2 separate regions of the Homo sapiens genome follow, and region 2 is linked to region 1. A link is an interaction called in ENCODE POLR2A ChIA-PET data of the cell type or tissue named here. Cell type or tissue: Caco-2. All regions are shown on one strand. Each heading gives the region's core, and the rest is flanking DNA. Links, peaks and the distances in the headings are about the cores only. Region 1 has its middle 140 kb from the start of SIPA1L1. Region 2 overlaps SIPA1L1 (signal induced proliferation associated 1 like 1).

The links. Peaks named below come from ENCODE experiments on the same cell type or tissue, not always from the same donor. Only the 100,000 strongest peaks of a DNase experiment are listed, where the experiment ranks them.
Region 2: POLR2A ChIA-PET joins it to region 1 with 13 read pairs; 3 of 35 experiments call an interaction of 5 or more read pairs at or near these places.

The regions. Positions count from the first base shown.
Region 1 is chr14:71,182,545-71,187,922 of GRCh38, reverse strand. No RefSeq gene overlaps it. Among named protein-coding and RNA genes, the nearest start is that of SIPA1L1, 140 kb to the left of the region's middle. RefSeq lists an enhancer at 1-300. In Caco-2, for the core only: no CTCF peak of the experiment used is centred there; no DNase peak of the experiment used is centred there.
Region 2 is chr14:71,377,695-71,383,072 of GRCh38, reverse strand. The region is part of intron 2 of SIPA1L1 (signal induced proliferation associated 1 like 1); the gene reads right to left. Among named protein-coding and RNA genes, the nearest start is that of SNORD56B, 18 kb to the left of the region's middle. In Caco-2, for the core only: no CTCF peak of the experiment used is centred there; a DNase peak (open chromatin) is centred at 2,632.

The sequences.
Region 1 (5,378 bases), core at 246-5,245:
GATGAAGAAATTAGGCTTTTCGAGGAGGGGCTGAGAGCTCGAGTCAGTCTAGCTTTGCCTAAGGCCTTAGGAATGCGAGCTATTTATGGTCCCATGGCCCCCACCCCCTTTTGTGCCCTGCAAGTTAAGTCACACAATTTCCTTCTTTTTCTTTTTTTGGCTCATGCCCATTTTCTATACAGTAAGAACCCTGATAAACTGTGCGAGTAACATAAGATCCAATTCACAGGACTTAAACCCGCAGGACTTACTGTTCTAACATAACAAGGAGCCTAGAAGTCCACAGTTCTAGGATGATTTTAGTAACTCAACAGTGTAATGAAATTCCCAGGTTTTTTCTTTCTTTCCTCTCAATTATCCTTGGTATACAGTTTTTCATCCTCATGCTTGTGGCTTAGTAGTTGCAAGAGGGCTGCCACAGCCCCTGTCATCACGTCCATTTTCAAGTCAGGAAGAATAAAGGAAAGGGAGGCACCAGCCACGTTTTCTCCTTTTAACAGAAAAGCAAGGCTTAGAGAGGCCTCCTGCAGAATTTCCCTTATTTGCCTGTGTTAGTTTCTTACTGCTGCTGTAACAAATTGTAACAAACTTATTGGCTCAAAACAATCCAAATGTATTATCTTCTAGTTCTGGAGGTCAACATCCCAAACGGGTTTTACAGGGCTAATATCAAGGTGTCAGCTGACGATGTTCCTTCTAGAGGCTCTAGGGAGGAGAATCCATTTGCTTGCCTTTTCCAGCTTTTTTTTTTTTTTTTTTTTTTTGAGATGAAGTCTCTCACTGTCGCCTGGGCTGGAGTGCAATGGTGCGATCTCGGCTCACTGCAACCTCTGCCTCCCAGGTTCAAGCAATTCTCCTGCCTCAGCCTTCTGAGTAGCTGGGATTACAGGTGTGTGCCACCACACCCAGCTAATTTTTTTCTGTTTTTAGTAGAGACGGGGTTTCACCATATTGGCCAGGCTGGTCTTGAACTTCTGACCTTGTGATCCGCCTGCCTCAGCCTCCCAAACTGCTAGGATTACAAGGTGTGAGCCACCAGGCCCAGCCTCCTTTTCTAGCTTTTAGAGGCTTCCTGCATTCCTTGGCTCATGACCCCTTCCATCTCCGAAGCCATCAATGGCTGGTTGAGCCTTCCCCATGCTGCATCTCTCTGACACCGTCTCTTCCGCCTCTCTCTTCAATATTTCAGGACCTTTGTGATTATACTGGGCCCACCAGGATAATCTCCCTATTTTCCTTTTGGCTGATTAGCAAACTTAATTCCATCTACAACCTTAATTCCTCCTTGCTATGTAACTAACATAGTCTTAGGTTCTGAAGATTAGGATGCAGACATCCTGGGGATGCCATTATTTTGTCTGCCAGTGTCCTGGGCCAAACCAGACCTCATCGCCACCACCAGCTGCAACGGAGCTTGGTAAATCAAGTAGCTGGTGAAAGGGAGCAAGCTAGTCATGATTAGCTTAGACAAGTAATGTTTCATCATCTGAATCTGTCACTGTTACTCAAATCAAATCAAGGTTTTATTAGCAAGAAAAAGGTGTGAAGGAATGGCTTATTGGGTTGGCCGCTAACTGCTGACCACAGCAAGGTATAGCTGACTTCTTGTTCTTCCCTAGTCACATGTCACATTTGTGTTTTGTACTGAGATGGGATGGAAATTGCTCATGTGAATGTTCTCAGCCTGGGCCCACACCCTGAGCGATCCAGAGGGCTCTAGCTTTGCCAGCCAGAGTTTTCATTCTCTCGCCTTTTCCTGACCCCCAGCTCTTCAAAGAAAGAATCTGCCCAGACAATATGGTTTTCTTGGTTTTTTGTAAAGGGCAAAAAGGAGCAAATTAGACAGATGGGGGAATTAGGGAAGAAATTATGTCAACGTATATAATAAAAATCTTATGGAATGAGGGGGAAAGAGAATAAGAATAGAATTAGGAAGATTTGGAGGTAATGGGGGAGTTTTCCCAAGGGTTTTGAAACTACTTTGGGTTGCACAGTTAACTGTGACTACACTCTGGAACTCAATCAAATGGTAGATTCAACATAAGTTATTACAAGTAACTGGCCCGCCCCATCCCCTTCCCCTGAGGCTAACTTGCTGGTCAGTGGTGCTGGTCAGTGGTGCCTGGCAAATAGTAAACACTGGCTTCAGAGTCTCATCTGTAAAATAAGTATTTTGACAAGAAGATCTCCAAGTTCCCATCCTGCTCTGATCATTTACAGTCCTGTGATTACTATGTGAAGTGCAGGTCAAGCTACTTTTTGTATTTGGAAATTTAAGGTGTCGGAGATTCCAGAATTGGCTGGCTGGAATTCTCAGAAAAACTAGCTCCCTAGAAATAAGCTGGGCTGATTTCTGAGTGCAGGCTTCTAAGGATTTTACCACCTCTGGCTTACAGGGGGGTTACTTTCTTGTGTTCTAAAAGATGGACTCAACATAAAGAATACATAATTTGGAACTTTAGCACTCATGATTGCTTACCTCCTCTTGGCTTCAGTTTTCTCAAATGCAAATCGTCTCAGTAATACCCATTGTTGGGTGTTTATGTGAGTATAAAAGATACACATATGTAGGGCATGTGGCACACAGTAGGCACTCAATGAAGACTAGCTATTATTATGCCCACTAAGAAAGGAATTCTTGGCTGGGCACAATGGCTTATGCCTGTAATCCCAGCCCTTTGGGACGCTGAGGCGGGTGGATTACCTGAGGTCAGGAGTTCGAGACCGGCGTGACCAACAGGCAAAACCCCATCTCTACTAAAAATACAAAAATTAGCCGAGTGTGGTAGCATGCACCTGTAATCCCAGCTACTTGAGAGGCTGAGGCAGGAGAATCTCTTGAACCCAGAAGGCAGAGGTTGCAGTGAGCCAAGATCACACCACCGCAGTCCAGCCTGGGTGACAGAGCAAGACCCTGTATTCCAAAAAAAAAAAAAAAAAGAAAAAGAAAAAAAGGAATTTTTTATTCCCCTGCCCCACAAAAAAGAAAGATGAAACTCGATGGTCTGTGATCAAAGGGGGAAAATATAGCTGTCTTTAGGACAGTAACAACAACAACACAATTATCAAAAGCAACATCTTGAAATTTTTAGTTACAGATCTCAAAGCATTTCTTTTCTTTTCTGTTCTATACTTTGCACACCCAAGTTGGCTGGTCACCCCTGCATCTGATTACTAGCATACAGGGTCTATAGAATAGCATACCTATTAATTAGACAGGGGAATACATGTTTGCATGTCCCCTTTTGAAACATGGTGTAAGATTCTCCTACTCTGTATGACCAGGACCCTGTAAACATCACATGTGACTAGAGAAGCTGTTTCTGCAAATTTGTTGGCAAATTTGCATGATTCTTCGTTTCATCCCAAGATCACTCAGCCCTACACTGTCCAATACAGTAGCCACTAGCATACATGAATTAAAATTAAGTGAAATGAAAAATTCATTATCTCGGTGGCATATGTCACATTTCAGCTGCTGCATAGCTCCATGTGACTAGTGACTGCCACACTGAACACAGCCTAGAACATTTCCACCATCACAGAAAGTTCTATTGCACAGCGCTGCCTCAGACTGCTTCACTTAGCTTTTAATAAAAATAAACCTTAAAAAGAAATCAGTCTGGCAGCTGAAGTACTAGTCCTGATAAAAGGGCCATCTGCCACTCTGGCAAGGACCATTTTCCCAACAACCTATTGCATGGGAACAGAGCCAGCCTGGTGACCCACAGGTGGGAGAGATTTTGTGAAGCCCATCTCCCTGGGCCCACAAGGGCTCCACTGGGAATTGCTTTTCAGTCCAAGTGAAGTGCTGGCAGCTTCTTGACTGATAGTTTAACTAGTCACTGTTCCCAGTTGGAGACTCAAAAGAGTGATCTCTCAGATCCAGGCTTTAAAAGGCCCCTTCAGCACTTAGTCCTGGAGCAATTAAGCGTTGCTGGCTTTCCTCGTAGCCTTCCCAGGCTACAGATAAGCTGATAGGCATGTCTTCACCACCTTTTCTGCCCGTCGAAACCACCCCAGCTCTTCTTCAGTTTCTCAAATGCCACCTTCTTTCAGGACCTCCCTGACTCCCTATGACGCCCGTCTTAGCACTTTCTTTTCTTTTTTTTTTTTTTTTTTGAGATGGAGTCTGACTCTGTCACCAATGCTGGAGTACAGTGTCGCAATCTCGGCTCACTGCAACCTCCGCCTCCTGGGTTCAAGCGATTCTCCTGCCTCAGCCTCCTGAGTAGCTGGGATTACAGGCATGCACCACCACGCCTGGCTAATTTTTGTATGTTCAGTAGAGATGGGGTTTCACCATGTTGGTCAGGCTGGTCCCAAACTCCTGACCTTGTGATCCGCCCACCTCAGCCTCCCAAAGTGCTGGGATTACAGGCGTGAGCCACTGCGCCCGACTCGTCTTAGCACTTTCTTCGCAAATCTCCAAGAGTCTTTTGGTGCCTCTAGGTGTCTGTGGACTTTCTCCTCTTCCCTATTAGAGAGTAAACTCCTCAGAGGGCAAGGCCCATGTTTTGCACCCAGCCCAGCGTGGGGTACTGTGGCTTCACATGACAGATGTTAATTAGCAGAACTTGATCCTTGTAAACCCCACATGGTCCAGGTCCACCCTGAAGCATTCTGTGGGAGGGCTCAGCCCCACACACTTTTCACAGAGAAACCCTGATGGTGGCTTCTGTGCCTGCCACTCACCACAGCTCATTCAGCCATCTGCCTGGGCTCCCGCCTCAGGAGGGGCACAGTGGGAACGACAGGCCCAGGCGGCCAAGGCTCAAACTTCCCTCTGCCCCTAACTTGCTGGGTGGCATTAGGAACATTATTTCACATCTCTGCAAAATGGAGACATAAATAGTATAAATCCCCTGGAGTTGCTGTAGGAAAGAAGCAAAATAACATACATAAAATGCCTGGCAAATAGTAAACGGTAAATCATAATTATTGCATTATTATTATCATTCTCAGCAACAACCTAATTGTTCTGGGAAGTAGCTTTGTGGCTTCATTCACGCCCATATTCCTGCCTTTGACCTTCAGTTCCCTGGTCTTTGTAAGCATCTATCACACTAAGCATCTCCCAGCACTGCTTGTCCTGGCCTCCTGCAGCCCCGCCGTGGGCACCTACCTGCCTCCCAGGTGTGTGGGCCCCAAGACACCAACTCAACTGGATAACTGTGTCTTCCTCAGGCGGAGGACGCTCAATAAGTTTCAGCTTGCTGGAATTACTGTTCTCAGAAAAACTTGCTCCCTAGAAATGTGCTGGGCTGATTTCCAAGTGTGGGCTTCCAGGGACTCCACCACTTGCAGCCTAAACAGGGTGTGTTTACGAGAGGAAGGGAAAGGGTGTTGGAAAATCAGAGGAGAGAGCCTTCTGAGAG
Region 2 (5,378 bases), core at 219-5,218, 200 kb before region 1:
CCTCAACACATGCCTCAATCTGAAAAACTCTTCATAGGTTCAAGTCCCATCTAGTAAGACACTGCTTAAATACTACCTCCCACATGAAGCCTTCACTCCCTCTATTCATTGGGGAAATCAGTGTTTCTCCATCCTTTAAACTCCCAGAATATTCTGCTGGGCCTCTCTGGGGCACCCATCACTGTGTTATGATTATGGTCACTTCTGATTTCCTCGACAAGGCTACAACTCTTTAAGAGCAGAAACTATATCTTACTGATCTTGGTCTTCCCCAGAGAACTGATCTTTCACATATGGGCACTCAATATTTGCTGTTGAACAAATAAAAATACTCTCTCCTTTAATTAAGAACAGACTGGTGCTTTTAAAAGTGCTATAATATCTATCAAGCAATTCATCCTAATTACAAAAAAAAACCCTTACCGAGGGAGAAACTCTGAGAGCAATTCTACACAGCTCAGTCCTTAGTGACTCCTACAGAAAAGTCAAGAACAAGATGGTGTTCTTAAAGAGACCGACAACTGCCAAAATGGAGTCACCTTCGGACTGCTACTGGCTAAACGAATCTCTCTCCTTCCTTCTTAATTCTCTGAACAAGTTCTAATGTAAATTTGTTTAGGCTTTTGTTATCTTTCTGTTACGTATTTACAAAAGGTGGGACAAAGTTTCCATATCATATTCATTGCTTATCCAGATTCTAAAGCCTATTTCATCCGGATATGTTTTCTACCACCCAAGTAAAGAAAAGCTAGTCTAGAACCACCCCAAACACTTGGCTTATGCAATAATAATATCAGCACCAAACTACATAGAATTCTTAGCTTTAGCGCCTTTCTCCCTAGTGAAAGCAGAGGGGAAGAGCACCTAATCCAGAAATTACCACTGTCCTCTAACACTATTCTAACTAGACAGCATAATTATTGCTAAGTATTACTTGATTAAAATTCTAAACTTTAATTAGCAGAAAAAAATGTTAACTTGGATTGGCTTCCTCTTACAAGTAGAAACATTCTCACATTTAAGCACACTCAAGGAATTCAAAGACATTCTTCATTTACTATGCAGTACTGATGACTTTTAAAAAGAACCTCAAAAATTTAAACAAAAAAAGAGAAAATAGGATAAAGCAGAACTCAGACAGTACTACCCCATCTCTAAAATCTGTAAATGCAGTTATTTTCATAATATCACAATGGGTATCATGGATTCAAAAAGGAATTAGGCATAGAAAGATAGTAAGGTTATCATACCAGAAATATATTCACAGAGAAGAGGGCACCAAGAATTAACAACCTGACCAGCACACACAGTCTATCAGAAATACAGAAAATCACCACAATGCAGTTGCCAACAAAGGACCAAAGTAAGTCTGTTCAATTCAATAATAATGTTACTTTATGATAAAGATTATTTTGAATATTTCTAGGACAAAAAGATCATAAGGAAAGGGAATTCACTGGAACAGCTTCTAAAACAAGAATCCACCCGATTTTTCAAGTGCTAAAGCTGTCTATACTTTATGTCAACAAATACAAACATTCAGTTATATAACTCTATTTTCCATTTTTTAAACTATTTTTAATATACCCATCACCATTATCACAAAATTAGCAAAATCATTATAAATTTATCTTTCCCTCTATAATCTAGCTTCTTTCAAATATACGAATATGAAGGGCGGGGTGAGGGGGATTCCAAACTCATTAAATAAGTCATATTGGGGCCAGGCATGGTGGCTCATGCCTGTAATCCCAGCACTTTGGGAGGACAAGGAGGGCGGATCACGAGGTCAGGAGATTGAGACCATCCTGGCTAACACAGTGAAACCCCGTCTCTACTGAAAATACAAAAAATTAGCCGGGCACCGTGGTGGGCACCTGTAATCCCAGCTACTCGGAAGGCTGAGGCAGGAGAATCACTTGAACCCGGGAGGCGGAGGTTGCAGTGAGCCAAGATCACGCCACTGGACTCCAGCCCAGGCGACAGTGCCAGACTCCATCTCAAAAATAAAATAAAATAAGTCATATCAATGAATGTCTTATATTTTGTACAAATGCCAATTGCACTATGGGGGTAATAGTCAATTATTAATATTCCTTTTTTCCTTCATTTCTTCCCATTAAGGGTGGGAAACTTCTACTTTTCCTCACTTGTGAAATATGCTTTAAGAGGCTTACATGGGCAGCATATAAGTGTTGCTAAGCTGCTAGTACTTGGATCTTTGGTCTTCAAGTGCATGGATTTTATACTCAAACATGACAATAACTACATAAGTATTATGATGATTAAGAGATCAGACAGGGCTGGATCTAAAAGGCCTGAAAAATAGATATTGTATCCCTACTCTACTTGGAATCATTTCCCTGCTTCCCAAGGCTAAGAGCTATGGCTCTCTATCAAGGCCTACCAACCCTGACATTGCATAGATTTTAGATTTCTTCTACCCTGCTATCCAAAAAACTTAAGAGTCCTGTATCCTATTCTCTTAAAGTCTTGTTCTCCAGATAAAACCAAATTTTTGTCCAGAGGCCAAAGGCAGATAACATCCCAGGATATAACTTCTTCAGTAACAACACAGGCAATTAACAGGAATCTTTGGAATGCATCGCAAAATACCAGACTGAACATGGAGCAATTTAGAGGCCTGTAAGTTCTTGAGCATTTAAGTACCATATTTGGGCAGCTGTCTACCTTCATGCAGGACTGTATCTGGGATATGAAGAAGTTATGAGATGAGCGTCATTTTACAAAGCATGGGACAAGTTTTACACCACAAAGGATATTCAACTAAAAGTTATCTACAAGAACCATTTAATTATCAAAGGACATAAACACAAATAATTTAATTCCTAACTATCCAAAAGTATGTTAATTATTCCATACACAATTTTACACACATTAGGTATGTTTTTAAACCCTTTTCTATTACCTTACAAGTAAGATACCCTTAACAACTCTGTGAAGTTTACATTTCTGGGTGAAGAAACTAGCAGTATATTTACATGACTTAGATTAAAATGGCAACTCTGTGACTTTCAAATCCTAGGTCAAAGAAACCTCTATTCTATATTATTATTATTATTTTCAAAAAGAAGGCACTTGAAAGAATATGGCAATAATAAGTTATCAAAACACAAAAAATAGCTAATCATTTACAAAAACATTTTATGTGATAGTGAGCCCCATAACAAAAAAAGACGGTATTAAAATTGTAAAATGGAAAATGTATAAAATACTGCTCAATGTCTACCAAACGAAGCACAAAGAAAGTAAACACCACTAATACTTTCTAATGTAAATGAAATCTACAGCAAGAAATACATTAGTTTTCAAATCACTGAAATAGACACCATACGCGCACGCGCGCACACACACGCACTCTTTTTTCCTTACATGGCAGAAGATAACACTGAATTAGTGTTTTATATTTTAAAGATCAGGTTAACAACAATGTATGTCAATTAAAAGTCTTACTGTGCCAGGTGCAGTGGCTCACGCCTATAATCCCAACACTTTGGAAGGCTGAGGTAGGAGGCTCGCTTGAGGCCAGTACTGGGCAACACAGCGAGACCACATTTCTTTAAAAAAAAAAAAAAAATTAATTAGCCAGGCACGGTGGCCTGCACCTGTAGTCATAGCTACTTGGGAGGGTGAGGTGGGAAGACTGCTCAGGCCCAGGAGTTTGAAGCTGCAGTGAGCAATGATCAGGCCACTGTATTCCAGCCTGGGCAACAGAGTGAGACCCAGTCTCTTAAAGGAAAAAAAAAAAAAGAAAGAAAGAAAGTCTTAATGTAATGTAAGTAAGTGGATGACACTTACCTCCATTCCCTCCGGAAATGACAACAAAGAACATGACAGAAAAATATGAAAAAAAGGCAACAGCATATGAGATGTCAACAAAATTCTGACAGATAGAAAAGCAACACATAACTGGGAATTGATTTAGCAAACTGGAGAAAGCTGAAAACGAAGTGTGAGGAAGTCACCAGGAGGAAGCAATCTATTCATGATACAGAACTTCAGAACGGCTAAGAAACTGAGGTACTAAGGGGTGAGGCTGAAAATGAGAAGAACTAGATCAATAAGGGGACTACCATTGAAATGGCAGGGCCCAAACAGATCATCCAGAGGCAAAGGAATGCCAGCCTCACCACACACAGAGCTTCTAATCAACTTTTAAATAGAGTATTACCATCAAGAGTATAATTATGAAAAGCAACATTTCATAATTATAAAGGAGACAATTCATGAAGGCATACAATTATGAATGTACACACATCTCAAAATAAATGAAGCAACAACAGACATAATAAAAAAAGGACAATGACAAAATCATCATAGATTTTCAATGTATCACTCAGTGATAGAACAATTAGACAAAAAAAAAAATCAGGAATGACCTAGAAGTTCTGAAAAACACTATCAACCTAATTAACATTCACAGAAAATGTGGCAATTGAAAAAGACACATTCCTTTCAAATGCACATGGTACATTTATCAAGACAGATCATATCATATGGTGGGCTCTCAATAAAAGGATTGAAATTCCACAAATATTCTCTGACCACAACAGAATTAAATTAGAAATCAATAACAGGATATCTAAGAAAATCCCCAATGTATGAAACAACACACCTCCAGAGCTCATAGGTCAAAAATGAAACCAAAAAGGAAATCAGAAAACATCTGAACCAAATGGCAACAAATAGAAAACATGTCTTATTTTAAATGCTTAATAAAAGAAAATAAGAAAGATCTACCACAGTTACCTAAGGTTCCACCTTAAGAAACAAGAAAAAGAGCAAACTAAACCCAAAATAGAAAGAAGAAAATAACAGAAAACAGAAGTCACTGAAATGAAAAAAAGACAACAGAAAAAATTAACACAGCCAAAAGCTGAGTCTTTAAAAGTACCATATCAACAAAACCGACACACTTTTAGTTAGAGTGATCAAAAAAAAAAAGACAAAACACAAATCATTAGTATCAGAAATGGAAATACAAAACCAAAAAACCAGAGATCCTATAGACATTTAAGAAGATTAGCTCTCCCTCTCCCTCTCCTTCTTTCCACTGTCTCCCCCTCTCCCTCGTCTCCATCTCCTGCTTTCCACGGTCTCCCTCGGTTGCCGAGGCTGGACTGTACTGCTGCGATCTCGGCTCACTGCAACCTCCCTGCCTGATTCTCCTGCCTCAGCCTGCCGAGTGCCTGGGATTGCAGGCACGCGCCGCCACGCCTGACTGGTTTTTGTATTTTTTGGTGGAGACGGGGTTTCGCCGTGTTGGCCGGACTGGTCTCCAGCTCCTGAACTCGGGTGATCTGCCCGCCTCGGCCTCCCGAGGTGCCAGGATTGCAGACGGAGTCTCACTCACTCAG